Regions from separate parts of the Homo sapiens genome. Here regions 2, 3, 4 and 5 are each linked to region 1. A link is a loop called in an ENCODE intact Hi-C map of the cell type or tissue named here. Cell type or tissue: PC-3. All regions are shown on one strand. Links, peaks and the distances in the headings refer to the core of each region. The heading gives the core; the rest is flanking DNA.

The links. Hi-C counts contacts between places; a loop is a spot of excess contacts. Peaks named below come from ENCODE experiments on the same cell type or tissue, not always from the same donor. Only the 100,000 strongest peaks of a DNase experiment are listed, where the experiment ranks them.
Region 2: it touches region 1 in a loop (2.9-fold over the local background); 2 of 110 quality-filtered maps call a loop at or near these places.
Region 3: it touches region 1 in a loop (2.8-fold over the local background); 2 of 110 quality-filtered maps call a loop at or near these places.
Region 4: a loop joins it to region 1, with 11 times the contacts of the local background. A loop is called at or near these places in 103 of 110 quality-filtered maps.
Region 5: a loop joins it to region 1, with 6 times the contacts of the local background. A loop is called at or near these places in 51 of 110 quality-filtered maps.

What each region holds. Positions count from the first base shown.
Region 1 is chr14:52,957,905-52,964,430 of GRCh38, forward strand. No RefSeq gene overlaps it. Among named protein-coding and RNA genes, the nearest start is that of FERMT2, 10 kb to the left of the region's middle. In PC-3, for the core only: a CTCF peak has its summit at 3,397 (motif pointing left); DNase peaks (open chromatin) are centred at 2,827 and 3,367; H3K4me3 peaks cover 746 bases; H3K27ac peaks cover 1,423 bases.
Region 2 is chr14:52,470,110-52,476,635 of GRCh38, forward strand. TXNDC16 (thioredoxin domain containing 16) reads right to left here. Exons shown (of 21, transcript NM_020784.3): 15 at 403-571; 16 at 1-64. Among named protein-coding and RNA genes, the nearest start is that of TXNDC16, 79 kb to the right of the region's middle. In PC-3, for the core only: CTCF peaks have their summits at 3,669 (motif pointing left) and 3,871; a DNase peak (open chromatin) is centred at 3,682.
Region 3 is chr14:53,019,606-53,026,131 of GRCh38, forward strand. No RefSeq gene overlaps it. Among named protein-coding and RNA genes, the nearest start is that of FERMT2, 72 kb to the left of the region's middle. In PC-3, for the core only: no CTCF peak of the experiment used is centred there; a DNase peak (open chromatin) is centred at 3,186; H3K27ac peaks cover 635 bases.
Region 4 is chr14:52,820,566-52,827,091 of GRCh38, forward strand. All of the region lies in intron 1 of LOC105370500 (a long non-coding RNA gene), which reads left to right. Among named protein-coding and RNA genes, the nearest start is that of GNPNAT1, 32 kb to the left of the region's middle. In PC-3, for the core only: a CTCF peak has its summit at 3,205 (motif pointing right); no DNase peak of the experiment used is centred there.
Region 5 is chr14:53,053,123-53,058,122 of GRCh38, forward strand. It overlaps DDHD1 (DDHD domain containing 1), which reads right to left. Exons shown (of 13, transcript NM_001160148.2): 10 at 2,538-2,790; 11 at 1,316-1,507. Among named protein-coding and RNA genes, the nearest start is that of DDHD1, 98 kb to the right of the region's middle. In PC-3, for the core only: CTCF peaks have their summits at 1,980 (motif pointing left) and 2,189; a DNase peak (open chromatin) is centred at 1,979.

The DNA.
Region 1 (6,526 bases), core at 881-5,880:
TACATGCCACAAAATGGATAAACTTGAAATCATGCCAAATGAATGATACCAGACACAAAAAGTTAGGTATTGTATGATTCCACTTATGTGAAATATCCAGAATAGGCAAAACAATAGAGATAGAAAGCAGATTAGTGGTTGTTGGGAACTGGGGGCAGCGGGGAGGGTGGTGAGGAAAGAATGGGAAGTACTACTAATACGTGCAATGTTTATTTTGAGGGTGATAAAAATGATCTGAAATTAGATAGTGGTGATGTCTGCACAACTCTATGAATATACTATAAACCAGGGGTCCCCAACTCCTGGGCCACAGACCGGTAGCAGTACGTGGCCTGCTAGGAACTGGGCTGCACAGCAGGAGGTGAGTGGCGGGCGAATGAACATTACTGCCTGAGCTCCACCTCCTGTCAGATCAGCAGCAGCATTAAATTCTTATAGGCATGCAAACCCTATTGTGAACTGCACATGTAAGGGATCTAGGTTGCACGCTTGTTATGAGAATCTAATGCCTGATGATCTGAGATGGAACGGTTTCATCCCCTAACCATTCCCCCACCCCACCCTGCTGCACCTCAGTCTGTGGAAAAATTGTCATCTACGAAACGGTCCCTGGTGCCAAAATGGTTGGGGACTGCTGCTATAAACTACTGACATGTATCCTTGAAAACGTTGAATTTTATGGTATGTGAATTATATAATAATAAAGTAATAAAGAAATCAGAAGGGAAAAAAGGGAGCAAAAATAAAAGGCTAAATTGTGAAGTACAGATCCATTTTGAGGACTGTGATAGTCTAGACTCTGTAAGAAGCTGATTAACGAAGTCATGATATGTTTTCTGAAGACGATAAAGCTAAGCAGACAAAGGAGTAGATGGAGTTAGGCCTATCAAGACAATTAGCATGGGAAAATCACGAGGCAGAAGTGAGTATGGAATGCTCACCAGCCAGGAGAAGAAAGGAATAAATGCTAAGGAGATGCTTGGGGTTGGTGGCCACAGAGTGAAGCCAAACCAGGAAGGACAGAAGTTTAGACTCTGTGGTTTAAAAAAAAAAAAAAAGAGGAGCCATTTAAAAATTGGTTTGTGGGCCAGGCGCGGTGGCTTATGCAATCCCAGCACTTTGGGAGGCTGAGGTGGGTGGATCACAAGGTCAGGAGTTCGAGACCAACCTGGCCAACATGGTGAAACCCCTTCTCTACTAAAAATACAAAAATTAGCCTGGTGTGTTGGCATGCGTCTGTAATCCCAGCTACTGGGGAGGCTGAGGCAGGAGAATCCCTTGAACCTGGGAGGCAGAGGTTGCAGTGAGCCAAGATCGTGCCACTGCACTCCAGCCTGGGTGACAGAGCAAGACGCTATCTCAAAAAAAAAAAAAATGTTGATGTGTGGTAGTAATATTATGAAAGCAATGTTCAAGTAAGATTAATCTGGTAAAAACATGCATGATGGTTTGAAAGAGCTAGGGACTGGAATCTGAAAGGTTGGTTCGGAATCTGTTCATAACTTAGATGTAAGAAAAAAACCTTTGGTTGGTAAGATAAATAATAGGGGGTGGAGGATGCAGGGGATTTCAAAAATAGTATTAACAAAAAGTTTCTGAGCATTTTTGATGTTCCAGGCACTGTCAAGTCACTTTAAATGTTCCTTACAATAACCCTTAGTTTTTATTACTATCCTTATTTAATGTGAGTTCACTGATGGACAGATCGGTTATCTGGTTATACAACTTGTCCTAAATAAGCCACACAGCTGGTATGTGGAAGATCTGGGACTAAAACCTAGGTCTAAAAAAAAGATGGTCATAAATGCTTCAAAGTTTTTATGCTGAGGTGACTGGAATAACAGGGGTACTCCTGGACAGGGAAATGGAAGTTTAAAGGAGATGATTTCAGGGAGCCAGGTAAAGATGAAGAGTTTTTAAAAAGTAATACTGAACTTGGGGTGAAAGCATCACATTCAGTGGAAATGTTTAAAGGACAATTAGATAAAGAAGGCTGGCAGTCTTGTGAGACGATCAGATCACACAGAGAAGTCATTAACACAGAAGTGAGCCCTAATGAATGGCTCAGAGTCCCCAAATGAGGCTGCCCCTTGGGTCGCTGTTCCCCACAGGCAGAAGTAGGAAGAAGAGTTATCTAAGGTAACAGAGAAGAAAGGATCAGAGCTGAGAAAAGAATCAGATTAGTTAGGTGAGCCAAAAAAAAAAAAAAGAAGAAAGAAAAACTATTTGAAGAAAGAAAGGTTGGTCAACAGTATCAAATGACATAGAAAAGTTCAGGAAAATAGTGACTGGCAAAAGTTACTCTTAACCTTGCAGAGGACAATTCTAAAGCTGATGGAAAACAGATTTCCAAGAGTTAAAGAAGATAAAGGGAGGTTTGCCAGGGAAAGAAAAGCAAGAAATAAGATGGTAATTTGGAGGTGCACCAGAAACAAAGACACTTTTCAAAGCAAAGAAGACCTAAGCACGAGTAAAGACTATGAAAAACGTAAGGGGGATTTAGATTGATTTGTGGTTATCAGGAAGAACAAAGGAAAAAAAAAGAAAAAGAGAATATAAGAGGAAATATTTGTTTAAAAGATTCTTCATTGGGATAATTCCAAATATCCAGGAGGAAATAGGAAAAGCCCTGCCAAGCTAGAAGAAATACACATCAATTTTCAAGATTGGGTTGTTGGAAGGCTTTAACCATCTTATAAAAGTAGAAAGGCCCAAGAGGCTAGAGTAAGTTGATCACAAATGTATTTAAACAAATACTGTCAATATTAGTCAACGAGAGGGTGGGGCTGCTTGAGTTATTGTGCTGATCGGATGGAAGCCCTTCCCAGGTCAGATCTGGGCCAGGATGTAAGAAAGGAAGGATGTGATTGAGATTAGTTTCAGTATAACTAGGGCAGAGAGTCAGAGGCCATAGAGAAACCAGCGGTGACAGCACAGAAGTGCATTTGCCAGCCTAGAAGTGCTGCTGCCACCTGTGAGAGTCACTGGAAATCCACAGGCCAAGAATCCAGTCCTCACAGCTGCCTTCATCCTACAATGATGGATCAGTGTTTCCTTGTTAATAAACATGTAGGCTTCTCCCTGATTTTTAGTGTTATTTATTGTCTAGCTGGTTCCTCCTAGTTTTGGGTGGCAGGTAAACTGCTGACTCTCAAACCCATTCTGAGAAATGTTCCCTACCCTTTGTCCTTTGTAACACAATGTCCTCTTTAAATGCATAAACCCTCTGTTCTTTCCCAGGAGTTGCAATTCCACTAAAAGAGCCAAACCAGAAAGTCATCTAAAATTTCAACTGCCCTAGGGCCAACTCAGTCCACCTTGGAAGGACAGAAGTGCATGTTATCTACTAGCTCTTGAGAGGGTGCTCTCAGGTGACAGGGAACAGAACAGCAGCTGAACATTGCCATCTGGTGCCTGGGAGGTGTCACTGTATAAACCTTTCTTCTCTCTTGAACTAAATTCAACAAATAATTCATTAAGAATTTAGGCTCGGTGCAGTGGCTCTTAAGCCTGTAATCCCAGCACTTTGGGAGGCCGGGTGGCTGGGGCGGGGTGAGGGGGTGGACCACTGGCATCCAGGAGTTTGAGATCAGCCTGGCCAACATGGTAAGACCCCGTCTCCACCAAAAATGCAAAAAATTAGCTGGGCATGGTGGTGTTCCCCTGTAGTCCCAGCTACCTGGGAGGCCAAGGTGGGAGGATTGCTTGAGCCCAGGAAGTGAAAGCTGCAGTGAGCTGTGATCGTGTCACTGTACTCTAGCCTGAGTAACAGAGTGAGACTCTGTCTCAAAAAAAAAAAAAAAAAAAAAAAGAAAGAAAGAAAGAAAGAAAGAAAATAAAAGGGAGAATTTAGGCCGGGTGTGATGGCTCATGCCTCTATCCCAGTGCTTTGGCTTGGGAGGCCACGATGCAAGGATCACTTGAGGCCAGGAGTTCAGACCAGCCTGGGCAACAGAGCAAGATGCTATCTCTAAAATAAAGCAAAACAAATACAAGAACTTAGTAAACAAATGAAAATGTGTCCCTACACCTATTAAAAGATACACTCTTGACCAGGGGTGGTGGCTTAGGCCTGTAATCCCAGCACTTTGAGAAGCCAAGTCAGGTGGATTGCTTGAGCCCAGGAGTTCAAAACCAGCCTAGGCAACATGAGGAGACCCCCCCAACCTATAAAAAATTTTTAAAACTTAGCCGGCCATGGTAGCATGCACATGTTGTCCTAGCTACCTGGGATGCTGCAATGGGAGGATCACTTGAGTCTGAGTCTGGGAGGTCGAGGCTGCAGTGAGCCGTAATTGCACCACTGTACTCCAGCCTGGGTGACAGAGTGAGACCCTGTGTCAAAAAAAAAAAAAAGATAACTCTTCATTTTTAGGTTCCATATAATTTCCTTCACCATATAAACAGACTCTACTATCTTCCATTTAGATACATAAAGAAACAAGTCCCTCTCGATCACATATCTCCCTATATTTTTACTTCTGTGTTCCTTTAAACACAAAACCACTCAAATGAAAGGCCTGTATGTAATAGCTTTGCTTTCTCAATTTTCGATTACTTTAAAACTCACCCCCACATTTGCATCTGAAGAAAACATGTCACCTCAAAATATGCTTCTTTTTTTCACATCTGTATGAATCAAAACTGCCTCTTTGACATAAAAATTATTTTTGAGCTAAAGGCAATTAAGATGCAGTAGAGGAAAAGCTCTCTTTATCCAACCTCCTTTTCTGCCTAAAGACAGGCTATAAATTCTCCTTTGCTGGAGACCACTCTAGACTCTTACCAACCCAAACATGGCACCAGAGTGATTTGCAAACAAATTTTATCTGTTAGTTTCCTCCAATATATTTAACTTTCCTTAGAAGTCTAAAATTGCTTTTCTTTGTCTGTTCTCTACAAATGTATTGTTCTTTGTTGAAGATGCTGTATATGCTGTATAAGCCATTGATCTGAGTTACTTTTCATTGAAATTTCTCCCAGATGATGTGTGCTGTATGCATTAATTAAATTGTTTGTTTTTCTTTTGTTAATCTGTCTTTTGTTATAGGCATCCCAGCTAAGAACTACGAGGGGTTGAGGGAAAATTATTTTTCCTCCCCAATACCTCTGTTTCTATCAGTCCACTGAGTCAGTTTTTTAATGTCACCAATAATCCTCATGTGGCATAAGAAATGGTGCCCTTTCCATCCTTTTCTTCGAATTCTCTCAGCCGCTTGCCCACTCTCTCTTTCTGAACACACACTCCTCTTGGAGTCTGGACATTGCCGTCTTTGAGCTTTTCCTCTACCTCTCTTTTCTCATTTTTCAGACTTCCTTGCTTTCTTGCTGGCTCATCCTCTAGCTGATCTCTGAAGTCAGCATGCTATAGTACCTCTTTTCTTCTCTACATACATTCTCTCTCCAGCTGATCTCCTCATACCTTGAGGCTTAAAATACTATCTCTCTGTTGATGATTTCCAAACCTCTAGCCCAGACCTGTGCTTGAAGCTCCAGACCTGTAGATCCATGTGTAGTAGGCACTTCAAACTAAAATGTGCAGTGTGAGACTCTGGACTTTTCCTCCAATATCTACTTCTGCCCCAGTATTTTTCATCCCATCAGATAATATCACCATTCAACCCATTTGCTCAACTTACAAACTAGGAGTCAACCTTGATTTTCCACTTTCCTTTACTGCCAGTCTGCAATGACTAGTTTAACACTACATCCTGTTGGTCTGTCTCTAAAACAGATCCCAAATTGTTCCACTTTTCTCCACCTCCACCACCCCACCCTAATCTTAGCTACTGTCTTCTCACTTATATTATTTATTCAGTAGCCTCCTAAGTGGCCTCTCTGATCTTTCCCCTTCCAATCCATTTCACTACACAGCAGCCAGAGTGATCCTTTAAATCTGTAAATCACAACATTTACTCTTCTCTTAATAACATCAGTAGCTTTCCATCACACTTAGAATAGAATCCAAACTCCTTATCATGGCTTGAAAGGCCTCACAGGATCTGGACCGTCTACCTTGCTGACCTCTTGCTCACTGTATCCAGTCATTCAGGACTCCTTACTTTTCTATCTTAGCACATACCATTCCCTTGGCCCCCAGGCTTTTCCCTGCCTCTTCTTGTGGCTCTATGTTTCTCAGCCCCAGTATCATCCCTCAGCAAGGCTTTTCCTGGCCAGGCAGTCTGTAGTAGCCTTTACCACACTGCATCCCCACCACCCCATTACTTTCTATTTCCTCATTTGCTTTTGTTCTCCTATAAAACTTACCAAGAATTCAAAATTATCACATTTGTTTGTTAGCTTATGATATTGTTTGGCTCTGTGTCCCCACCCAAATCTCATCTGAAATTGTAATCCCCATGTGTCCAGGGAGGGAAGTGATTGGATCAAGGGGGCAGTTTTCCCCATGCTGTTCTCGTGATGGGGAATGAGTTTTCATGAGATCTGATGGTATTATAAGTGCCTGGCATTTCCCCTGCTTGCACTCACTCTCTCTCCTGACACCATGTGAAGAAGGATGTATTTG
Region 2 (6,526 bases), core at 743-5,742, 490 kb before region 1:
CCCACTTAAATATTCTTCTGCTTCTTGGATCGATGTTATATTCACTGGATATGAAATCCTGTTGCTGGATAAACATATAACTATATTACAAATTAATTTTTTAAGATATTTTCAGTTTGTAAAAAAAAAGCATACTAAACATAGCAAACAATATATTACATAGGATAATATCTTACAAAATATAGAAAATTAAATATTATTCTTAAAGAAAATCAGACTCATTAAACAAAATTGCTATCTCCCGAAAAGTGTTGAAATGTACACAGACTTTCATAAATATTCATTTTGTGATCTCAATTCTAGTATCTTCCTTAACCTATTTTAAGTGTTAGCAAAGTCTGAGAATTAGAACTTCTAAAGACCTAAACATTCAGAGATCTTATAATGAAGCTGAATACTTACAGCTGGATAAATTTTAGGAGATCTTCGGTTCCTAACATTCCAGCATAAGATACTGGGTTCTCGCCTTTCTTGTACATCTTTATGATAGGAAATTCAGTAACATTTTGCTTAGTACATACATCAGACCAATCTGCACAGTTTATTCTAGTAAGAAGCATAGTAGATGTGCCTAAATAAAAGGAAAATGCACATTTGTAATTACTAATTGTAGAAAATGCATTTGCTTAGGATCTTCAGTATTTTTCTATCCCATTCTTATTTTAACCTCTCAGCATGAAACACTCCTGCTTAAACACTCTCTTCCCTTGATCTTTGCAACACCATTCCCTGTTGGCCTTTTCCCTTCCTTTCTAGCTTCTCCTTTTTGTTCCCTTTTGCAGGCTCTTCAGCCAGTAGAGTTGGAGGTCCCTCAAGGCTCAGCTTAAGCTGCCTTCTCTTGTTTTTCTTCACTCCTGTCCTACACAACCTCAATAACCATAGACAATCTAATGAATCCTAAATTTATGTCTTTGGCCCAAACTCCTTGAAGTTCCAGACCCATATATCCTTACTACCTTCTCTGTTTTCCTTTGAACGGAAACCTCCTCAAACTCAACAAGTCTAAAACCATATATGGTTTCTTTTCTGTTTGTTGGTGAACGTTGCTGCTCTTGTGCAACTCAAAAAACAAAGCATCATCTTTCATACCTCTCCATTCCCAAGGCCCTTCATGCCTATTGATTAATCAGCATGTTCTTTCAATTTTACCACCTGAATTTTTAATATATCTAATTACTGTCCATTTCTCTTTACTGCCACTACTCAAGTTGTCGTTCCTCCTGGATAACTACAATAGGCTTCTAATTCGCCTCTTTGAATTCAGTGTGTCTACACTAATGCTAGAGATATCTTTTCAAAACTCAAATATTTTGGTACCAGCTTACCCCCACCAACCTTTTGCAGAATTAAATCTTTCTTACCGTGTACAACTTCAAGGACTAGCCTTCTCTGACACAGTGATCTACATCAGGTTCCCTTGACATATGCTATTATAGAACCATGCTCTTTTCCTTATCTCCTTATGTAATTATATACTATTCATTATCTGATCAACGTCTGTCTCTACCAAGACAACTCCTTGAGAGCAGGGACTATGTCTGTTTATTTATCATTGATTTTCCAGCACCTGCAGTACCTTAAATATGCATGTGAATAAATGACACATGTGAAACTCATCCAGGACTTCAGATACCTATCCTGTCTAAACATTATAATTTCTTTTCAGCCTAAGAAAACACACAGTAGAATCTCAAGCAGAAATTCCTACTTGCTCTATAATAAAACGTGTAAAGTTCTCTAAAATATTATAAATCACTGTGTGGAAAGAGATCAAACACTAAATAAAATAAGCACCATACAACTCGAAAGAATAAATTCTAATAAAAGATAAAATTTAGTATCATACTAGATCAAAGAAGGAATCTTTGTGTATCAATTTAGGATATAGCCTAAATGTTACTTCATCATATGATTAAAATTGTGAATGTGGTATTTTAATATTTTATCACCAAATGTTTTTAATACTGAAATTAATTTGTATATTTTCAAAGATTCTTGATTACTTCTCATAGATGTAATAACTTATCACTTTAGATTTAGTGTTAACAATCTGATAATATAGGCAAGATTTAGTCTGTCTTTTTTTTTTTTGCTTTTGTATATTTGAGATGTAGTCTTGCTCTTGTTGCCCAGGCTGGAGTGCAGTGGCGTGATCTCGGCTCACTGCAACCTTCCTCTCCCGAGTTCAGGCGATTCTCCTGCCTCAGCCTCCCGAGTAGCTGGGACGACAGGCACGTGACACCATGCCCGGCTAATTTTTTCTATCTTTAGTAGAGACAGGGTTTCACCATGTTAGCCCTAGGATGGTCCTGATCTGACCTCGTGATCTGCCTGCCTCAGCCTTCCAAAGTGCTGGGATCACAGGCGTGAGCCACCGCGCCCGGCCTTAAGTCTGTCTTATCACCACTATATCCCACTGCCTTGCACAATGTCTGTTACACAGTATGTACCCAGTAAAAATGTGTAGAATGTACACTGATATTTCTTCACAAATTTTAAATTCTTACATTAAAGGATATTAATACTTGAATTTTGTATGAGCATATAAACAAATATAAACCCTTATTTCTTCCCAAATCAGACCTGCTAAGTGACTTCCTATCAAAGTTCTCTTATCCTTTATTTTAATCATTTTGATATAGGAGTGAAGAAGAAATCACTTAGGCAGATAGCAAGGGTATGGGGAGTCCTCGGTAAGGTTTTTCTTTTTAGTGAAAAGCAGCCCCAAATCTTTTTCTAACAAAGAGCAGCCTGCAAGCTGCAAGGGTGCACGTACCGGCAGGAACTAAGGACTAGACGTTTCCAAGATGGCCGCTCTGTCTTCCCTTCTCTGCCAGCCATGTGTGCTGTAAGGAGCAGACAAGATGGCCCCAGACAACTGGAAAGACCATTTGTATAAGAAGATTAAGGTGGGGCGACCAGACTTCCCTATGCCACTATGTAAATATCATACCTGACTGAAGCAATCTATGAGCCCTATGTAAATCAGACACCACCTTCTCAAACTAGACTATAAAACTCGACACATTCGCTGCCAGCCAGTCCTTTCCACTTGGAGATGCCTTCCTCTATAGAGGAAGCTGTTTCTCTTTCTCTCCTCTCTATTGAACCTCTGCTCCTAAACAACTTGTGTGTGTCCGTGTTCTAAATTTTCCTGGTGCGCGACAACGAACCCCAGGGTATATACCCCAGACAACGCTGCTGCTTTGATTTCATCAATAAACATCTGGTGATGCTTGTTTATACAAAGTGCCACGTTACATATTTTGCCACCCAAGTATGGAATATAGTGCTCTTCCAGCTGCAGTTCTTTCCTTTCAATAAGCATCCTCAGCATGTCTACTACTGCTAAAACTGTGATTATTCCTTTTTCCCTACAGTTGAAATGGAAAACTTTGATGTTATCTTTAAAACCAGAAAAGTAATACTGATATATATCACTAAAAGTTATATAACTACTTATACTGAAGTTATCAATTCCTGTAAAATGGTTCCAATATTTACTCATGTTTCAGTTGGAATAGTCTAGTATTCTAAGGTGCCTACAGTATTACATCCCATATACTTTATCAATGCAGTAATTTCAAATAGGTTCCTAACTTAAAAGAAAAAACAGATTATCTTAGATACAGGTATTATGTAAGTATAAAATTTTGACATTTGCTGCCACCTTGTGACAGAGTAAAAAACATTCTTCATTGTCTTCGACTAAGAGATAACAAATGGCTTTTTCCCACAAAGTCAGATCTGTCAGAAAGACAGATGATAGGACTAAATGCCCAAGGTATTATATTTTCCTAACTTATAAAGTTATAGTATAGGCTTCAACATAGACACAAAACATTGTAATTACCTATGCAATGCATTTCTACATTAAGTTCCCTGAACTTCCAAAATAGTCCATTTATCTGATATCTGATTACCAAAAAAAATTGTTATTCATAAAGAACATAGTGAATGAAAAGGAAAACAAGTCCTGGGTTGCTTAACTACTTTTTTATTCTACAAACACATACAACTCTGAGCCCTTGCATTGAGGGGGCAGGTAGTCTCTTCATTTGGTCATTAATAGAAAAGAATGCAAGGAAATATTTTTCCATTTTCATCTGGTGTCTAATTAAATGGGGTGGAGAGAGGGATAATTAATCATATTCTTGAGGAACATTATCCAATCACTACTTCATTATGATTTATATTTTCTCCTCCTTTGCTTTTCTTCTAATTATTTGCCAATAAGGCTAGAGAATCTAAAAGAAGAAAACTTAAATTTGTCCATAGATTGCAACTTGCCTTGCATAAAGGAAAATGTGAAAGCAAGTAAGAGGATCTGCTTTTTAAAAAAATGATTAGAGGCTGGGCGCAGTGGCTCATGCCTATATTCCCAGCACTGTGGGAGGCTGAGGCAGGTGGATTACCTGAGGTCAGCAGTTTGAGACCAGCCTGGACGCTGTCTCTACTAAAAATACAAAAACTAGCCAAGCACGGTGGTGCACACCTGTAATCCTAGCTACTCGGGAGGCTGAGGCAGGAGAATCACTTGAACCCAGGAGGCGGAGGTTGCAGTGAGCTGAGATCATGCCATTGCACTCCAGCCTGGGCGACAAGAGTGAAACTCCATCTCAAAAAAAAAAAAAAATTACAGATCACAGTGTCTACAGACTTCATTATCCCCTCACTCAGTAATAATCAAAAGTTAGATCAAATGTGGTTGGGAAATAAAAGGAACGGGGACAGACAGAACAGCGTGTGGAGGCTCGCCTCATGAACTTTTGCTCCAAAACTGCAGCAATACATTAGGAAAGCCAAAAGAACCCACAGACCCTCTGAAGGAAGTGATTGCACCTGCAGGACCTGGGAGACACCCCAAATACTGTGAGTGCTCAAACTGTGGAAGTGGGAAAGGCAGATCGTCCACCCCTGAACACACACCCCACCACCGGGGAACCTAAAGGTCTAGATTACGGGAGAAGATTCTGACCTTATCTGGAGCTTAGTCAATTTAGAGAGCTGAGCGAAAGCGAAATACACGGGTAAAGGAAGCAGCAGGAAAATCCCTGTGGACTAGCTGGGTCCCCTACCAAGCCATTTGTGCCTCACCTCACAAGGGGTCCTTGAGGAGGGCTACCAGAGGCACTCAGAGAAGGCCACAGAGAAAAGGAAACCTCCCCCTGAAATTTGTAACAATTTGAACCAATCGAAGAGTCTCCTGGCCAGAACTCGGGGGAGGGCATGAATCCAGCGTGCAGACTCCACAGGCTGGGGAAGAAAGAAAGCCCTACTTATTTTTGCAGCTGGGAGGCAGGTAGCCTGGGGCAGGTTCTCAGCCCTGGTCACCCACTGCCTGGAAACAGACTTGGTGCTGTTGAGTGGGGGCACAGTGGAAGTGAGACTGGCCCTTTGGGTTGTGTGGGAGCTGGGTGAGGCCTGTGACTGCCGGCTTTCCTCCACTTCCCTGACAACCTGCATGACACAGCAAAGACAGCCATAATCCTCTTAGGAACATAACTCCATTGACCTGGGACCCTCACCCTCATCCCCCACAGCAGACGCAGCAAGACCTGCCCAAGTAGAATCTGAGCTCAGACACGCCTAGCCCTGCCCCCATCTAATGGTCCTTCACTACCCACCCTGGTAACTGAAGACAAAGGGCATATACTCTTGGGAGTTATAGGGTCCTGCCTACTGCCTGTTCCTCCCGATACCAATGCACTTTCAAGCCAATGCTCTCTTGAAAGTGCCATCTCCCAGCAGGAGGTAAACCAGCACAAAAATAGTGCATTAATCAACCAAAGCTAAGGACCCTCACAGAGTCCATTTAGCCCTTCTGCCACCTCCACTAGAACAGGTGCCAGTATCCATGGCTGAGAGACCCACAGATGGTTGACACCACAGGACTCTGTGTAGACAACCCCAAGTACCAGCCTGGAGCCTGGTAGACTTGCTGGGTGGCTAGATCCAGAAGGGGGATAACAATCACTACAGCTCGGCTCTCAGGAAGCCACATCCCTAGGAAAAGGGAAAGAGTACTACATCAAGGGAACACTCTGTGGGACAAAAGGAACTGAACAACAGCCTTGAGCCCTAGACCTTCCCTCTGACAGAGCCTACCCACATGAGAAGGAACCAGAAAACCAACTCTGGTAATATGACAAAGCAAGATTCTTTAACTCACCCCCGCAAAAAAATCACACTAGCTCTCCAGCAATGGATCCAAACCAAGAAGAAATCCCTGATCTACCTGAAAAAGAATTCAGAAGGTTAGTTATTAAGCTAATCAGGGAGGTGCCAGAGAAAGGCAAAGCCCAATGTAAGGAAACTGAAAAAAAATTATGCAAGAAGTAAAGGGAGAAATATTCAATGAAATAGATAGCATAAATAAAAATCAATCAAACCCTCAGGAAACAATAGACGCACTTATAGAAATGCAAAATGCTCTGGAAAGTCTCAGCAATAGAATCAAACAAGCAGAAGAAAGAATTTCAGAGCTTGAAGACAAGGTCTTCGAATTAACCCAATGCAACAAAGA
Region 3 (6,526 bases), core at 955-5,954, 62 kb after region 1:
CAGAAAATAAGAAAAAAATAAAAACCAACAGCTCTGCCTTCTAAATCCAGTATTTACAGAAACAAAGCTATGAGTCTCAGAGTAACTCAAAATCCCCTCATTTTTCTTACCAACCACAGTGCCTGCCTTGTTTGCCTCCAGATGTCTGCAGATATTTAAAAAACCAGGACACTGGAAAAACAACTGTCCTGCCACTTCAAAGAAAGATGAAGAAGAAAGAAAAAGTGGGGTCCGTAGATCCACCATCCTCAGAAGTTTCATTTTCCCCTTCTGAGGGATAATACCCTATTAATTGATGGGGTCAGCTCATCCTCAACCACACCCCCAAACCCATCATTAAACTTTAAGCAGAGGATTGGGAACTGCATTTCTTAATTGACACTGGTTTGACTTCTTCTACCGTAACACCCAGAGGATTTATTTTTACCTGTCGCCTCTGATTCTGTTTAAGTTGTCAGAGTCTGTGGGCAACCTATTTCACTGCCCATATCTTAGGCCACCCCAATATTCTTAGGCCCTCTCAACATTGTGCTTTTCTGGTTTCTGACTCCTTACCAGCAAATCTTTCCAGAAGAGATTTTTAATGCAAGTTTAATGCAAGCATATAATGCAATGAGAAAGATGTTTTTATTTTCCTGCCCTCAGAACAAACCTAAAACTTTCTACTTTCCTTAATGGAAACCCATCTCAATTTAAAATCCTTTGAAGAGGATGCAGTCTTAAAAGATGCCTGAACTAGTCCTTGGGCCTCACATGCAAATGACACTGGCTTGCTACTAAGCACAGGGCCTGCACACATCGCCTGGGAAAGAAACAAACCTTTCCCACCAGTAGCCCACAATCTTCTCTAATGAGATGCAACGTGAGGAATCAAACATATAATCGACTCCTTTTTACAGCAGGGTGGTGGTGTCTTTATTTCTTTACCCTGTAGCACCCCAAGCTTGCTGGGAAAGAAAGAAGAGAAAGTTGATTCAGATGGGGGTGGGAAGGGGGATGGGGGAATCACTTCTAACCAATTGTACAAGATCCAAGAGCCAAAAGCAACTCCTTTGTAATTCCTTTCTACCCTACCCCATAGTCACTAATCCAGCTACCATTCTTACCTTGATTCCTGCTGACACAGCCTGGTTTACAGTAATTGACCTCTGCTCGATTCCATTGCACCCTGACTAGACATTTCTCTTTGCATTTACATATAAGAGAGACAATTAACATAGACTCACAGACCTCAGGGATATCGTGAGTCTCCCTTAATACTTTCCCAGGTCTTTAAAGCCCACTTAGATTCTTTAGCCCTTACCCAGGGCTCCAATCTTGTGCCATATGCTGATGATCTCCTCTGAGCCTTAATATTAGCATTGTTCGTACCCACTGCCCTTGGCTTACCTAATTTTGACAAACTTTTTCACTTGTATTGCCATAAACATAATGAGATTGCTGCAGGTATTCTAGGACAACTTTTTGGATCTCATATATGTCCTGTAGCATATTTCTCATGTCAGTTAGACCCCATGGTAGCAAGTATGCCCTCACGCCTGTGTGCAGTTACTGCAGCTGCCACCCTAATTGGCAAAGGCGGTACTCTTATATTAGAATCCTCCATTTACCTCTATGTTCCCCCTACTATGTCTGTCTGCTTTCTTATAAGTTTATAAAACACAGCACCTCTCTACATGATGACCGACCACTTCAGAAAAGCCCTGTTAACCATCCCTCCATCACGTTACATCACTGTAACACTTTAAATCCAGCTACTCTACCACCTCTCCCTGCTAATGAAGAGCTTCACTCCATTTCTCATCATTGCCTTAACACTGTAGAAATGGTCTCAAAGCCACGAGCAAACCTCTTAGCTACCCCTTTGGACAACCCAGACTTACTTCTGTTTTGTGATGGCTCTTGTAGATGAAATTGCCAAGGAAACATAACAACTGGCTAGTTTTCCCACATGAAACACTTGAGGTGTGCTCTTTGCTCATTGTAAGATCAGCCCAAGCTGCTGAACCGATAGCTGTCACTCAAGTTTGCACACTGGCAAAAGAAAAAATGGCCACTCTTTACACCGACTCCAGATATGCCTTTGGAGTCTGCCATACTGTTGGCATAATCTGGAAATGCCTTGAATTTTTAACTTCTGCTGGTGCTTCTATTGCCAATGGGCATATAATTGTTGATCTATTACAGGCTATTTTCCTCCCTACTAAAATTACTGTTGCTTATTGTTCAGCCCATACTAAGGAGTCTGGTATTGTATCTCTTGGGAACAATAGGGCTGACAAGGCTGCTAAATACACAGCCAAAAATGTGCCACCTTTTTTTTTTTATATCTAGTTTCTAAACCTGCCTTTATCTCTAGCTGATACTATTGATTATCAGGCAGATGCTCCATGATCTGAAAAGACAAATGGATACAAAAGCATTCAAAACAATGATCAGATGGATTATACATTGGGCCAAAAGGATTTCCTATGGCCCCCATTCTTTCAGCCTTTTGGCTTGCACTTGTCTCCCATCAAATGGGATGTATGTGCAGATGGAGGATAGTTAAGGACCCAAAAGATAAATGGGCACCAGGTGTGGTGGCTCATGCCTGTAATCCCCGCACTTTGGGAGGCCGAGGTGGGTGGATCACCTGAGGTAAGGAGTTCGAGACCAGCCTGGCCAACATGGTAAAACCCCATCTCTATTAAAAATGCAAAAAATTAGCTGAGAATGGTGGCGGGCACCTGTAATCTCAGCTACTTGGGACGCTGAGGCAGGAGAATTGCTTGAACCGGGAGGCGGAGGTTGCAGTGAGCCAAGATTGTGCCATTGCACTCCAGCCTGGGCAACAACAGCGAAACTCCGTCTCCAAAAAAAAAAAAAAAATTATAATTGGTTCTGCCCTGGCACCCACAAAATTTCTGACCGAATTATTTCCCAGCATACTGCTTGTAAATCTCACCAAATTTCTGTAGGAAACCAATATTCCTCAGGAAGTCCTTGAGGCCTACATTGCCTCTTGTGGCACTCCAAGTGGATTTCATAGATTTACCTCCAGCTTTAGGCTATTCTCACTGTTTGCTTATTGTTTCTATGTTTAGTGGATAGACTGAACGCCATCTGACTAGACGTGCTGATGCCACGACAGTGGTGAATAAATGAATAAGATTATTCTTTGTTTTGGCATTCCTTTATGAATTGAGTCAGACCAAGGAATTCATTTTATAGCAGAAATAAACCACTTGCTTGCAAAAACTTTGGGATACTCATTAAAATTTCATACCCTGATCATCCCTTATCCTCAGGGCAAGTGGAACAGAAAAAGCTAGACATAAAAAGGACTTTGGGGAAAGAAGCATTGGAGGGACTGGGTTGTTTTCACTGCCCTAGTGAGCATGAGCTTGTGTGTGGTGTGGGGAGGGCTTTAGGAGCTGAGGCAGCTGGTGCTTGGTGGGGGTGGGGGAACCACAGTCCACCAGAAAAAGCAGATAAAGTATAAGTTCCCCCACATCTTTAAAAAAAGATTTTATTTAAAAATTTTTTAGAGATAGGGTCTTGCTCTGTCACCCGGGCTGGAGTGCAGTGGTGTGACTTTGACCTCCTGGGCTCAAATGATCCTCCTACCTCAGCCTCCCAATAATTAGGACTACAGGCACGTACCACCACACCCAGCTAATTATTTTGTTTTTTATACAGATGGGGGTCTTGTTATGTTGCCCAGGCTGGTCATGAACTCTTGCTGCCTCGGCCTCCCAAACTGTTGGGATTACATGCCCATGTGAGCCACCATGCACAGTCTCCCACGCTTACTTAATCAAGTCTTCAAGTAACAGAAGCCTCACCTTCATATGGAGACAAGTGGTGAGTTACTGGCCCATCTGAATGACTTACTGTTTGTTCATTGATTAGCAGAAGAGTCCAGGACAAATGCCTGTGAGAATAAATGTGGAGTCATCAAAAAGGAGCATGTACCGGCTGCAGCACAGGGAATTCTACAGAACAGAGGCTCAAAATCAACACATTCTTGAAAATTGTATGATGCATTATCTTAGATGGTAACAGGTTGTAAAAGCACTTTTTATGAATCAGCTAATATTGTGGATTATTAAAATATTGGCTAGGTAGAAACAAAAAATTTTAGGAAAATTCTATCAAGAGACTGCACTGAAATGGCCAGAAGCGTTCCCCTAAATACATAAAACCTGTAATACTTGAAATAGAAGGCATGAATTTACCCCTTTGGAAACAATACTTGGTTGTTCTATGCCTACTGGTATCTCTAAGCCTTCTATTCTTGAATTGAGTGAACCATTATGGAGACTTAAGTGAACAATTCGATGCTATGACTAGTTATATACAGGAACTGACAAGTATACTTGGAGCATATCAACAGGTAAAAATGACACAGCCAGCCTCTGCCAACTGACAATGCTTGCCATCTCTTTTGACGAGGAGATCTATGTACATCAAGGTTTTTAGAAGACATTACCTAGCTAGGAAGGACCTTATGAAGTACTGCTAACAACTTATGCCGCTATCTAAATAAAATAAAAATCCTCATGGATTCCTGCAAGCCATGCTAAGCTAGGTCAGCACTCTTAGGACAATTGAGAGACCCCAGATCAGCACTCTCAGGACAATTTGGAAGACCATCCCTGCAAGTGACCTTAAAGTAAGGATTTCCAGGGTTAATCCCCAGGCTCAGGAAGCAGACAGCATCATGAAGTAGACAATTTTTTCCCAAGGTCATTAAGAAACTTCACTTCCACCGATTTTCTCCCCCATTATGTCTCCTTACTCCAAAACAAAAACAAAAATACCTCTTCCTTTTAATGAAGACTCCTTTTCTTTGGCCATTTATTTAAAGGCTGACTGGAGATTGCGCGTCTCTATCTATCCTGTTTTCACTCTGACTCTCCGCTATGGGCTCTCTTCCAAACTCTATTATGCTTTTATAAACTCTTCCAGTTTTCTCAATAGGCCAAGCAGAAACCTGACATCCTCCTACACCAGTTTCCCAAACCCTGGCATATTAGTTAATCAGATTGCTGTCTATGTCCAACATCTAGATCACACAAAAGAACCTGAACTAGGCCAGGCACGATGGCTCATGCCTGTAATCCCAGCACTTTGGGAAGCCAAGGTGGGCGGATGACTTGAGGCCAGGAGTTCGAGACCAGCCTGGCCAACATGGTGAAACCCTGTCTCTACTAAAAATACAAAAATTAGCTGCCGTGGTGATGCATGCCTGTGATCCCAGCTGCTTGGGAGGCTGAGGCAGGAGAATCGCTTGAACCCAGGAGGCAGAGGTTGCAGCGAGCCAAGATTGAGGCACTGTACTTCAGCCTGGATGACAGAGCAAGACTCCGTCTCAAAAAAAAAAAAAAAAAAACCTGAACTAATTTTAATTCCTGCCAAGGAATGACAGGTACTTGCAAAAAGCTGGTAGACCAAGACTGGAAAATAGATCTATGACAAGATACGGCATTTATCACCAAGAAAACAATGTCACTCTACTTCTCCTCTTGGTGAGTTACTTGGATATGGAAAAACTTTCAGGGAAGCTCAAGGACTGTCCTTTGCTCAGGTAAAGCCATTAGAAGGGAATTTTCCCCTTTGTCTTGAAAACAGGAGTGGTACTGGGCCTTTCCTGTGTGACATACCAAGGCAAGACATACCCTGTGGTTTGATTTCACAGGCAGCATCCTCAAGCCTCTTATGAAGGTCATAAATGGTCCTGACACTGACTCTTACGGTACAAACACTTGTCAAATTACCAGATGTTACAGCTGAACCACAAGCCACCCTTGTGTAACCTGGGGTAGCTCATCTGCTTTCCACATTAGGCTGCCAAGCAAGCTGGTGACCCATGAAAGCTGGTTGGTGGCATAGTTTGAAGACCTGAGAGCCACAGAGCCAATGGTGTGTATTCCACTGTGGATCTAAAGACCTGGGAACCAGGCGTACTGAGGGCAGGAGAAGATAAATGCCTCAGCTCAAGCAGTCAGGCAGAGGGAGTGAATCCTTGTTTTCTCTACTCAGGCCCTCAATGGATTGGATGGTGCACATTCACATTGCGGAGAATAATTTCCTTTACTCAGTCTGTCAATTCAAATGCAAATCTCTTCTGGAAATACCCTCATAGGCACACCCCAGAAGTCATATTTAACCAGATATTTGGGCATTCCATGATCAAGTCAAGGTGACACATCAAATTAACTGTCACAGGATCTGACAAAACTTTTCTTAATATCTCTTATTTAAGTGGCAGGATGGAGGTCTGTGTACTGGGTTATTCAGCAATTAAGAGGACCATAGCTGGTTGGTTAGCCATTTCCTTAAGATTAATGTATGTTCTTTAAATCAGAGGAAAGCCTGGTTACAATGATTGCTTCTGACCCTATCCTGTGCAATTCTTTAAGTCTGGAGAAGCACAAAAGACTATCTAAAAAAGTGTGTAGCAGCAGAAACCTGGAAATGTAAGCTCACTGGATGGCAAAATCACTGGATTCTCAACTGATGAGCCCAAATTAACAAAGTG
Region 4 (6,526 bases), core at 638-5,637, 140 kb before region 1:
GAGGCTGAGGCTGGTGGATCACCTGAGGCTGGTGGATCACCTGAGGTCAGGAGTTCAAGGCCAGCCTGGCCAACATGGTGAAACCCCATCTCTACTAAAAATACAAAAATAGCCAGTTGTGGTGGTGCACACCTATAGTCCTAGCTACTTGGGAGGCTGAGGCAGGAGCATTGCTTGAACCCAGGAGGTGGAGGTTGCAGTGAGCTGAGATCACGCCACTGCACTGCAGCCTGGGTGACAGAGCAAGACTCCATCTCAAAAACAAAACAAGACAAACAACAAAAAACTAAAATACATCAAAGTACCCAGAAGTAGATACTTTATCGCCATCTTAAGTAAAAACAAAAACTATCTCAAATTTTTTTGTGAAAATAAATAGGATGGCCTGTGTAGCTTGGGACATGGTAGGTGCCCAATGAATGAGAGTTTCAAAGATGGCCTAGCCATATGAGATGTGTAAATCTAGATTAAACATTGATTTTAAAAAATAAGACTCACGCATATATGTAATCCCAGCACTTTGGGAGGCCAAGGCAGGAGGATCACTTGAGTGTAGGAGTTTGAGACCAGCCTGGGCAACATGGTGAAACCCCATCTCTACAAAAATACAAAAATTAGCCAGGCATGGTGGAACACACCTGTGGTCCCAGCTGCTCAGGAGGCTGAGGCGGGAGGATCAATCGAGCCCAGGAGGCCAAGACTGCAGTGAGTTGTGATCGTGCCACTGCACTCAAAACTGGGTGACAGAGTGACACTCTCATAAAATAAATAAATAAAGCTATAAAGAACATCATTGGGACAATTACAGACATTTCGATTTAAGCTGGATATGAGATAGGGCATTACTGTTGATTTTCTTAGGTTTGATAATGACATTGGGGTTATGAAGGAGAATATCCTTGTTCTTAAATGATGCTTCAGGGAATATTAGGAAAAAAGTGTCATGATATCTGTGACTTACTTTCAATGGGATCAGAAATAAAAATAGATAAAGAAGACTGTTACTAATAGCCAGATGAAGGTGGCGGGTTTATGAGTGCCCATTATTCTATTCTCCCAAATTTTAAGGATGTTTGAAATTTTTCAAAATAAAAACTTGGATAAAAAAAATAGTTCTTTTTACTCTTCCCTGTTTAAAAAAAAAAGTTATTATGCAATTTCCCAGACAGAATCTATTCCCAAACTATGAATTAGAAATTGGAGATCATACAAACTGGAGGAAGATTCAGAAAGGATTTTGTTGTTTTTCTTTTAAATCTAAGTTACACCACTCAAGGGTAAACTTAGATCTGAGGCAACACTGTTCATGAACTTTGTCACAACAAATATTGAATGTTTATTTGCCTGAACTCCGTTTAACCTTGCACATTCACCTTCGTGTTGGCGAAGAGTTGTATTTCATAATTCCTAGCAAGGCAATGCCACCTAGTCCATGTAAGTGTTCATATTATGGCACACCTAGGGGCGTGGTGGGCAGTGGAGCCAGGACAGTTAGAAGATGCAGTTTCACTTGGTGAGTTTACAATTTAATTGGAAGCAAAACATGATGAAGCTGAAGAACACGCTCAGAACAATTTGGAAACTACAAGTTAAAACAGCACAGTTCCCTGGGAGGTGGAGGTTGCAGGGAGCTGAGATCAGCCATTGCACTCTAGCCCGGGTGACAAAGTGTGACTCCGTTTCTAAATAAATAAATATAAAATAAAAAGCACAGTTCCAAAAGTGGTAATAAGGAGGAAGCCATTGCTAACATTGGTGTGGAAAAAAATCTGTGGTGATAATTCAGATGTTAACAATGACCAGACGTTTGCTATAGATGTCACACTTCTGCAGAGATTACATTTTTCTTCAAGTCCCAGTAGATTCAGGGTGCCACCATTGGAATTTTCTGTTGCTAGCCACATTTCCAATTTAGGGATTCCTTCCCTGAAGTTGAACCCTAGAATGGCATTGTGTATCTAACCATGGAGGAACTGTTTTTGTGACCATAGTTTCAGCAAGTCCACAAAGCCCCCAGGGTAAAGAATGTATCCAGTGTACCCAATATATATTGTATATACAATATATCACAGTATTAGGTAGACATCTTTGATCCTTAGTATCAGACTTAAAAGAGAGTGTTACTGATTTTCCTAAGGAATGTGAAAAAGAATAGTTGATCCCCTAAAAAGTCATGATAGGCTGGGCGTGGTGGCTCACACCTGTAATCCCAGCACTTTGGGAGGCCAAGGCGGGTGGATCACCTGAGGTCAGGAGTTCAAGACCAGCCTGGCCAACATGGTGAAACCCTGTCTCTACTAAAAATACAAAAATTAGTTGGGCATGGTGACAGGTGCCTGTAGGAGAATCGCTTGTATCTGGGAGGCAGAGGTTGCAGTGAGCCGAGACCGCGCCATTGCACTCCAGCCTGGGCAACAAGAATGAAACTCTGTCTCAAAAAAAAAGAAAAAGTCATGATAGGGGAAAGAAAATGACCTAGATTCATATAGGAGCTAAGAATTCTTACAGCTACTATTGTCACGCGCGTCCGTGTGAAGAGACCACTAAACAGACTTTGTGTGAGCAACAAGGCTGTTTATTTCACCTGGGTGCAGGCGGGCTGAGTCTGAAAAGAGAGTCAGCAAAGGGTGGTGGATTATCATTAGTTCTTACAGGTTTTGGGATAGGTGGTGGAGGTAGGAGCAATGTTTTGTGGGCAGGGGGTGGATCTCACAAAGTACATTCTCAAGGGTGGGGAGAATTACAAAGAACCTTCTTATGGGTGGGGAGAATTACAAAGAAGCTTCTTATGGGTGGGGGAGATTACAAAGTACCTTCTTAAGGGTGGGGGAGATTACAAAGTACATTGATCAGTTAGGGTGGGGCAGAAGCAAATCACAATGGTGGAATGTCATCAGTTAAAGCTATTTTCACTTCTTTTGTGGATCTTCAGTTGCTTCAGGCCATCTGGATATATAAGTGCAGGTCACAGTGGATATGATGGCTTAGCTTGGGCTCAGAGGCCTGACAACTGTGACATTCATTCTAAAAGTTTTATCCGATGTGATAGACCTATTACAATTCTCATATATTTACCCAGGCACTTTCTGCAAGTATAAAATATATTGACTTAATATTGTATTGTTAAGGCTAAAAAATCATTTTTAATAAATGAAAAATGTACAAAAGTATTCCTTTTTACCTCTAGGTGGTGCTGTGTATCGTTTTTTGTGAGCACAAGTTGCCTAGTTTTTAAATTGGATGGACTCAAAGATTAACCATCTTATTTTACAGATAAACTAAGATTCATTGAAATTTTGTTTTAAGATAAAAATTCTGGTTTGAGGCAGAGCCAGGATTAAAGCCTTTTTTCGGTAAAGTGTTTAATGTACGAATCATTTTACAAAAAGTATTGTCATTCCAAAGTTATTGCAAGCAGTATTACACAGTTGTGACAAGTTTAAAATTTTATTTTATTGATTTATGACATTTTCTTAGAAAGTTCTAAAAGAGGCCGGGCGCAGTGGCTCACGCCTGTAATCCCAGCACTTTGGGAGGCCAAGGTGGGCGGATCATGAGGTCAGGAGATCGAGGCCATTCTGGCTAACACGGTGAAACCCCGTCTCTACTAAAAATACAAAAAAAATTAGCTGGGTGTGGGGCAGGCACCTGTAGTCCCAGCCACTTGGGAGGCTGAGGCAGGAGAATGGCGTGAACCTGGAAGGCAGAGCTTGCAGTGAGCCGAGATCGTGCCACTGCACTCCAGCCTGGGCAACAGAGCGAGACTCCATCTCAAAAAAAAAAAAGAAAAAAAGAAAGTTCTAAAAGAGAATGATTCTCCAAATTAAGATGAAAATAGATAGTAATGACAGATAATGGACTATCATTATGTGTACATCTAAATTACTTTACCAAAGAAACTCCCAATGGTTAAAGAACACAGATAACTTGCTGAAAAGGAAATAAAAATTGGTAATACTTACATGAAAATCTATTCAAAATCACTAAGAATCAAAAACTAGAATAGCAACACGGTCTCCCCTTGTCCCTTTCAGATGAGCAAAAATGTCCATAAAGTGGTCATCTTTCAGAGATGCTGAGTCAGTGGTAAGACAGGCATTTCACCCACGGGCAGTAGGAGCATAAATTAGTACAATATTCTGAAAGTTAATCTGACAGATGTTATCAAGAACCTTAAATTCTTCAAACTCTGACGTAGTAGTTCAACTTCTAGTCTGCTCTCGTAGGAAATAAACAGAAATATGGAAAACTTATGTGCAAAGATATTGACTACATCATTACATATGGTACTTGTAAATAAGAAAATCATTACATAAATTAGGGTATGGTTATGATATCTCACAGCCATTTACAAACTTTTTGCAAATAATTTTAAATGACATAGGAAAATATTCATAATACTATCCTAAATTAGGAGACTAAAATCTATTAGCATGGTATTAGCTGTATAAAAATATTACAGTATTTGGAGAAAAAGAATGAAAAACATTCAAATATTAACAAAGGTTATCTGAATATGAAGAGTATGAGTTATTACTTCTTTCAGCTTTCTTTTATTTTTCGAGTTTTCTATGAAGTATAAATAGTACTTTATAGACAGAAAAAATGTTATTTTTAAAATGAAATAAGTAGCATTTGGAGTGATTTTGAAACCCATCATTCTGAAACTTGTCATTCAATCATCTGCGGCTGAGAGTTTTTCAGCTTTCCCGTTCTCCTCCCTTAGACTGGCAGTGAGAATGAGAAGGAAATGCTACACACAGCTTCATTTCCTAGAGTCAGAATCATTATGTCTCACTGGCTTTCCCTTTTCGCTCTTTGATTATGATTGAGAAAACTTCAAAACCCTAAAATCTAAAGTTTATTTTAGACAGCAGTGAATAATCATGTCTAAACAAATCTCCCTGAATATATATATTATCCACTTTTCTTCTTCAGGGTTTTCCCTCTCCCTCATTCATTTTATTCTATGAATTTTTTTTTTTTTTTTTTTTTTTGAGACAGGGTCTTACTCTGTCGCCCAGGCTGGAGTGCAGTGGTGCGATCTCAGCTCACTGCAGCCTCAGTCTCCCCAGCTCAAGCGATCCTCTCACTTCAGCCTCCCCAGTAGCTGGGAATACAGGCGAGTGCTGCCATGCCCAGCTAATTTTTGTATTTTTGTAGAGGCAGGGTTTTGCCATGTTGCCCATGCTGGTCTCAAACTCCTGGGCTCAAGCAACCCTCCTGCCTTGGCCTCCCTAAGTGCATGAGTCACTGCACCTGGCCTTATTTTATGATTTTTTTTTTTATTATTGACTCAATTATTACAACTTAATTGTATGCATGATAACTCATCAAGTGCTCTAATGTGAAGCTCACACATTCAGATGTCTTGTTAGCTTCTCCTTAGTTTATCCTAAAACCGGTTACTAAAAAGACTCTCAACTTAAACTAGACTCTTGCTAGCTCTCAATACTAAACTTAAAACATTCATTCATTTTTGGAGGAGAAAATATTGGTTCATCTGAAACTTCTTTTTAAAATTCAGATTGTCTTCTTAATGATGAAAATCATAAAATGCATATTCAGTGTAAGTAGTGAAAAAGTCTAGAATTACACTGCAAGAGACCTTCACATGTGTCCTAGAGATTGGTTAGAAGGACAGTTAGGAAGTAACAGTTTAGCATTTCCATCTGGCACTAACTATTTGTGTGATATTTGACAATTTTTTAAAAAATGTTTGTTTTAATATATTTTTCTTTCACCATCCACATTTCCACAATGGCAAATTATTTATGCTCAGTTTCTTTGCCTATAAAATTAAGATGGGGCTGGGCGCAGTGGCTCACGCCTGTAATCTCAGCACTTTGGGAGGCTGAGGCAGGTGGATCACTTGAGGTCAGAAGTTCAAGACCAGCCTGGCCAACATGGTGAAACCCTGTCTCCACTAAAAATACAAAAATTGGCCGGGCACAGTGGCTCACGTCTGTAATCCCAGCACTTTGGGAGGCCAAAGCAGGTGGATCACAAGGTCAGGAGTTCAAGACCAGCCTGGCCGAGATGGTGAAACTCCATCTCTACTTAAAAAAAAAAAAAAAAAAAAATTAGCCAGGTGCAGTGGCAGGCACCTGTAATCCCAGCTACTTGGGAGACTGAGGCAGGAGAATTGCTTGAACCCGAGTGACAGAGGTTGCAGTGAGCTGAGATCGTGCCACTGCACTCCAGCCTGGGCGACAGACTGAGACTCCATCTCAAAAACAAACAAACAAAAAAAAACAAAAATTAGCTGGGCATGGTGGTGTGCGCCTGTAATCCTAGCTACTCGGGAGGAGGCTGAGGCAGGAGAATCACTTGAACCTGGGAAGCAGAGGTTGCAGTGAGCTGAGATCTCACCATTGCACTCTGCACTCCAGCCTGGGTGACAGAGTGAGACTAAATCTCAAAAAATAATAATAAAATTAAGATGGTAGCCCAGGTGACCTATATGGCTCATGGTCTGATGGAGGGGAAGAATATTTGGAATTGTGCTTGCAGTGGAAAATCTGGG
Region 5 (5,000 bases), core at 1-5,000, 94 kb after region 1:
CACATTAATGACATTACAGAGAACCATGACTTTTTACCTGCTACCTTACAAAATTCTTTGAAATTAATTTTCTTCAGCAGTTAGAGTTTTCTTGACATCTGCATGTCACGACAGAATTTTGTATTTTCACAATCACATTTTTGATATTAAGTAGAAAAGGAAACAAGTCAGAAATAGTATGAGAACTCTTATAGAAGGTAAAATATATTTAATGCAAATATCAAAGTCTAAAAAAGAATTTTCCAGACTTGCAATTATAAAATTTTCAGTGTCCAGAGTCTGGCACAGATATAATTAAATTAAAAATGCTGTTGGCCCAAGTAGGAATGTTCAACCCTATTAATAATTCATCCTGGAGTGGAGTTGACTGTGGAAGAATTATTCAGCCTCTAGGAGTGTCACACCTGAACTTTCTAAGGATGGATGGCAATGAATGCCATCATTTTACAATTTAGAGTAGCAGACACAGTAAGAACACAATACTCTAAGTAACAAATAAAATCTGTTTAAAAATTTCTAGAGAAAGAAAAGTTTTCTCCCTGCTATAGTTACAGAAAAGGAGTAGCTAGTTTCAGAATTTATATTTCATTATAGGTGTCAATGAAAAAATAGGACTTGACGTTTTAGTTTTATTTTACTAGACACCTAAAAATAATGTTCAAGTTCAGACTCTTGGAAGTAAATATATACTAAGTGTATTCGTGTTTCACAACTACTCAACATTTCAAACTTTCTAAGTCCACCGGAGAAAGCTTAAAGATCCATATAATGCTAAGTCCAACATAACTATCCATTTATTTACTCATTTTTTCAATATCTGCTTTACACTAGGTAGCTGGGATAGAATTGGAAGCCATTCAGCAGATCCAATAAAATTTCTAAGCTTTGAATAGAAGTAGGATGACTTTGGTATAGCAGTTTTTAAAGTCTCAAGACCAGATACAGCATAGATCTAAAGCAATAATTACACGATTTTTGAGACTGAGAAGATCACATTAGTAAAAATCTACTTTATAAACTTCAGGGGGTACTTACCCTAAAGAGATTTGTTTTATGCTTGATGGTTAAGACCTTGTGCCACAAGGCCCTAATTACTAATATTCTATTAATTCATCAATGCAGAAAGTAAAACTGCATTTTCCTGGAAATTATTCTTAAAAATATAAGCAGAAGGAAAGCATTTTTTTCTTTCAAAGTTAAGGCACACTTTAGATCTTAGAGTTGACTAGCTAGTATTAATATTTTATACCTCCCTGCCCTCCCCAAGTTTTAAAAAGATACAGTATCAACTTAAGGAAATAATGTATGAACTAACATGCAGAATCGAGGAAGCCAGAACTGCTATGTGGAAGGGTCTGTGTCCCTACGGTGGTAGCAGAAGGTGAGGCAACTGGCTTCTTCTCATCTTCCATTGAGTCTTTTGATGTTTCAGATGACTGTGTTGTAGATGAACGTCCAAATCTTGAGAACAACATTCCTCCAAGTCCCTTTCCAATGCTAGCAGCCCCTGTATTTCACAAAGCAGGGTAGTCATTCTGTTGAATCACACCACACTCTAAGCTAAAGAGCACCACCCATAATTATAGCCAACTGGCAGAGGGACCAAACCCTAGTCATGTTTTTCCAGGGTGGGAACATAAGAAAATTATAATTTATATTGCAGGTTTCTAAATAAAAATGGTGAATAGAATGAGAGTTGTATAAGCTCTAGGAATATAACACAGGAATATATAAACAAAGGAATAAAGATTCTATTTTATTCAAGTGATCATGGTTTATTAAAATATTTGGCAAGATTAAAGTCTTTGATAAAAGAACCATGCCATTGACATGAGTATAGATTTACTATTGATATACTTACTACTGAATTTAAATGGACATGTAAGAAAAAGCCATCAATAAACAATGTATTAACATGAGAAAGTAAAACAGCCAATGAGTCCAGGAGATAAAGCCTATTTATAGTGCCACCTTGTGGTATTTTACATTAAGGCAACTTGTAACCAAAGGCAATGGACAGATTCAAATACCACATAATCGAGTTCCAGTGATACAGCAAACATTGTGCCAGTACTGGAGATCATTCAAAGAAAAATTAAACATCCTTGTTGCCCTCAGGAATCACACAGTTTGAGAGACTTTTAGAATAGATCAGAGAACTGGTTGACAGGGAGCACCCTCTGACACAAGTGCTTTCTCATTTCACAGATGAGCAAGTAGAGCATTAAAAACTATATTATTTACTCAAGATCTCACAGCAAGTGGTAGGACCAAGATTAAAATGAGGGACTTGATTCTCATAACAGCTTTTTCTGGTCCATCCAGCTATCTTATATTCTAAAACTATAAGATCTGATCTAATCAGAGAACTTTAGAGCTTTTTGGGCCTCAAATATGAACATTGGGAGGGTAGTTAATTCTAGACACAGGGATTAACTGCTGGGAGTTTCCTAATACATAGAATACTTCTAGTCCCCCAAACTTATGTCTAGGAAAGTGCTTATATGCATAGATAAGGAATACATAAGAGAAATTACCTAATATGCTTGCTTTGCCTATATTTGTTATAGATTCTCCATAGTGTCGGCGGGACAAAACTGGTGAGGTCACAGGGCTTGGTATGGTTGAAATGCCTTCATTCTCTGAAACTGAGGTAGGTTCTTTAGCTGGGTTGAGAAAGCTTGGCTTCATATGTTCATAAGGTAAAGGATTTGAAGTATTGTACCAGTGGATCTGGACAGGTGAAATGTTGCTGTAGTGTTTCAGTATTAATGGTTCTAATCTATAAGCCTTGATTTAAAAAAAAAAATTCAAAGAAACACAGTGTTAAATCACAATGCTTGGATTTTAGTAAACTGTTCTTACTCTACTGCATGTTAAGTAAACCTCCGAGAAGGAATTTAATTAAAAAACAATAGCTATTTCAAACATGTATTTCTATTTGTTCACTGTTAATATGCACTTGATCTAATGATGAGATTATGAAAAACAGTCTAGGCTAATAGTGTCTATCAATTAGTTTTTCAGAGAAATATTTTTATTATGTTCTGATATGTAACAATTAGATTTATTTTAGTCTTAGGAGCAAAGTTGAAGTAGTAGATGGTAATCCTGGGAAACAGCAAATAAGGCCAATTTTTAATATTTTAGGAGCTCTATTTAAGCTCTGTTTTAAAATAGATTGATACAGTAACAGCATAAATCAGATGCCAGCATAAGAGCATCTGTCTGATGTGAAGTAGCAATGAGACAGCAGAAAAGGCAATGGATACGGCATCAGAATCCCCCAAATTCATATTCTGGTTTCTATCACTTATTTTTTAATTTACATTTTTAGAAAATTTTATTTTTTAAGATGGAGATGGGGTCTCGCCTTGGTGCCCAGGCTGGTCTCAAACTCCTGGGCTCAGGCAATCCTCCCACCTCAGCCTCCCAAAGGGTTGGGATAATAGAGAGCCACTGCGCCCAGCCTCTGTCACTTATTAATTGCATGATGCTTGTTAAGTCACTAGGTCTCGGAGCCCTGAGTTTCCTGAGCTGTAGAAAGGAGGTAACACTTCCTCTCTTACAGAGATGTGAGAAAGAACAGATAACATTTGTAAAAACTGCCTTGCACCGTTCTGACGTAAACTATTTAACAAAGTATTAATTTTTTTAAAAATCACAGAAAAACTATAAAATGAATAATAAAAATTTAAGAGTTTGGAATCCTCCTTTAAAGTTACAACAAAGTTTAAGTTATACAAAGGACAGGGCTCAGAGCAGACCTATGAACTGAAATTCACTTTCAAGTTACGAGACAATGAATAAAATGAGTATATGTTAATGAAATGCTTATTGTCTAGCTGGGTGTATATATATTTTACTTAATCCTAACAATCCTAGAAGGCAAAATATTATCATCTACATCATACAGATAAGATACAATCTCAGAAATAACTTGCCCAGGATTGTGCAGTTTGTATTTGAATCTTATATTAAACTTCCAGTTCAGTGAAGTTAATATGGCAGTTGTAAGTCTTTAACATATGAGAGATTTTCTAAAATTCGAATGGTTAGTCAATGTTATATTTATTTGGTACTAGCTAAAAGGATCCTTTAAAAGACTTTCCACAATTATATGAAGCTATTTTTTCAGAGAATAAATGCTATTTAAAATAGTTTAATATTTAGTTAAACCAGCCTTGTCCCAAAGAAGTATTAAGGGGGCATTTTTCTTGTCTGAAAATCTTACTTGGCATTACACTGTTTAACAGGATGCAAGGTTCTTGGAGTGCTTCCATTAAAAAAAATATTTACAGCATAAACATAATAGAGAATAGAAAAATCCAACATCTTACAATTCTATTAGGCTATAATAAAGTTTTATTTTGATGTTCAGTATTTGAATATTTTCATTTTTCAGAGAGTCTACAAAATACATTCCAATATTGTAGCATACTTTAGATTAAAAAAGTATTTAGAGCAGGATTTTTAAGATTTATGGTTTCTAGGTTACTGGTATTACAATTGGTTAAGGTTTGAAAGTCCAGTAGACTCCTGTCTCTTGTACTAACTGTCTGGGAATAATATTTTTACATTACACTCTTGTATTACAGGTGCAACATAACCAGACCATCTCTAAGGTACTTTATCTCATGAGCCCTAAATTAACCAAAACACACGTTTAATAATCAGATAAATGAAGTGTTTTCATTAATTCGATGGCACCTTGTAAGATGTCTTAGACAGATTTTTACTTTTTGGAGACAGAGTCTCGCTCTATTGCCCAGGCTGGAGTGCAGTGGCACAATCTCGGCTAACCGCAACCTCTGCCTCCCAGGTTCAAGCAATTCTATTGCCTCAGCCTCCCGAGTAGCTGGGATTACAGCCGTGCCCAGCTAATTTTTTGTATTTTAGTAGAGATGGAGTTTCACCATGTTGCCCAGGCTAGTCTCGAACTTGAGCTCAGGCAGTCTGCCTGCCTTGGCCTCCCAAAGTGCTGGGATTACAGGCATGAG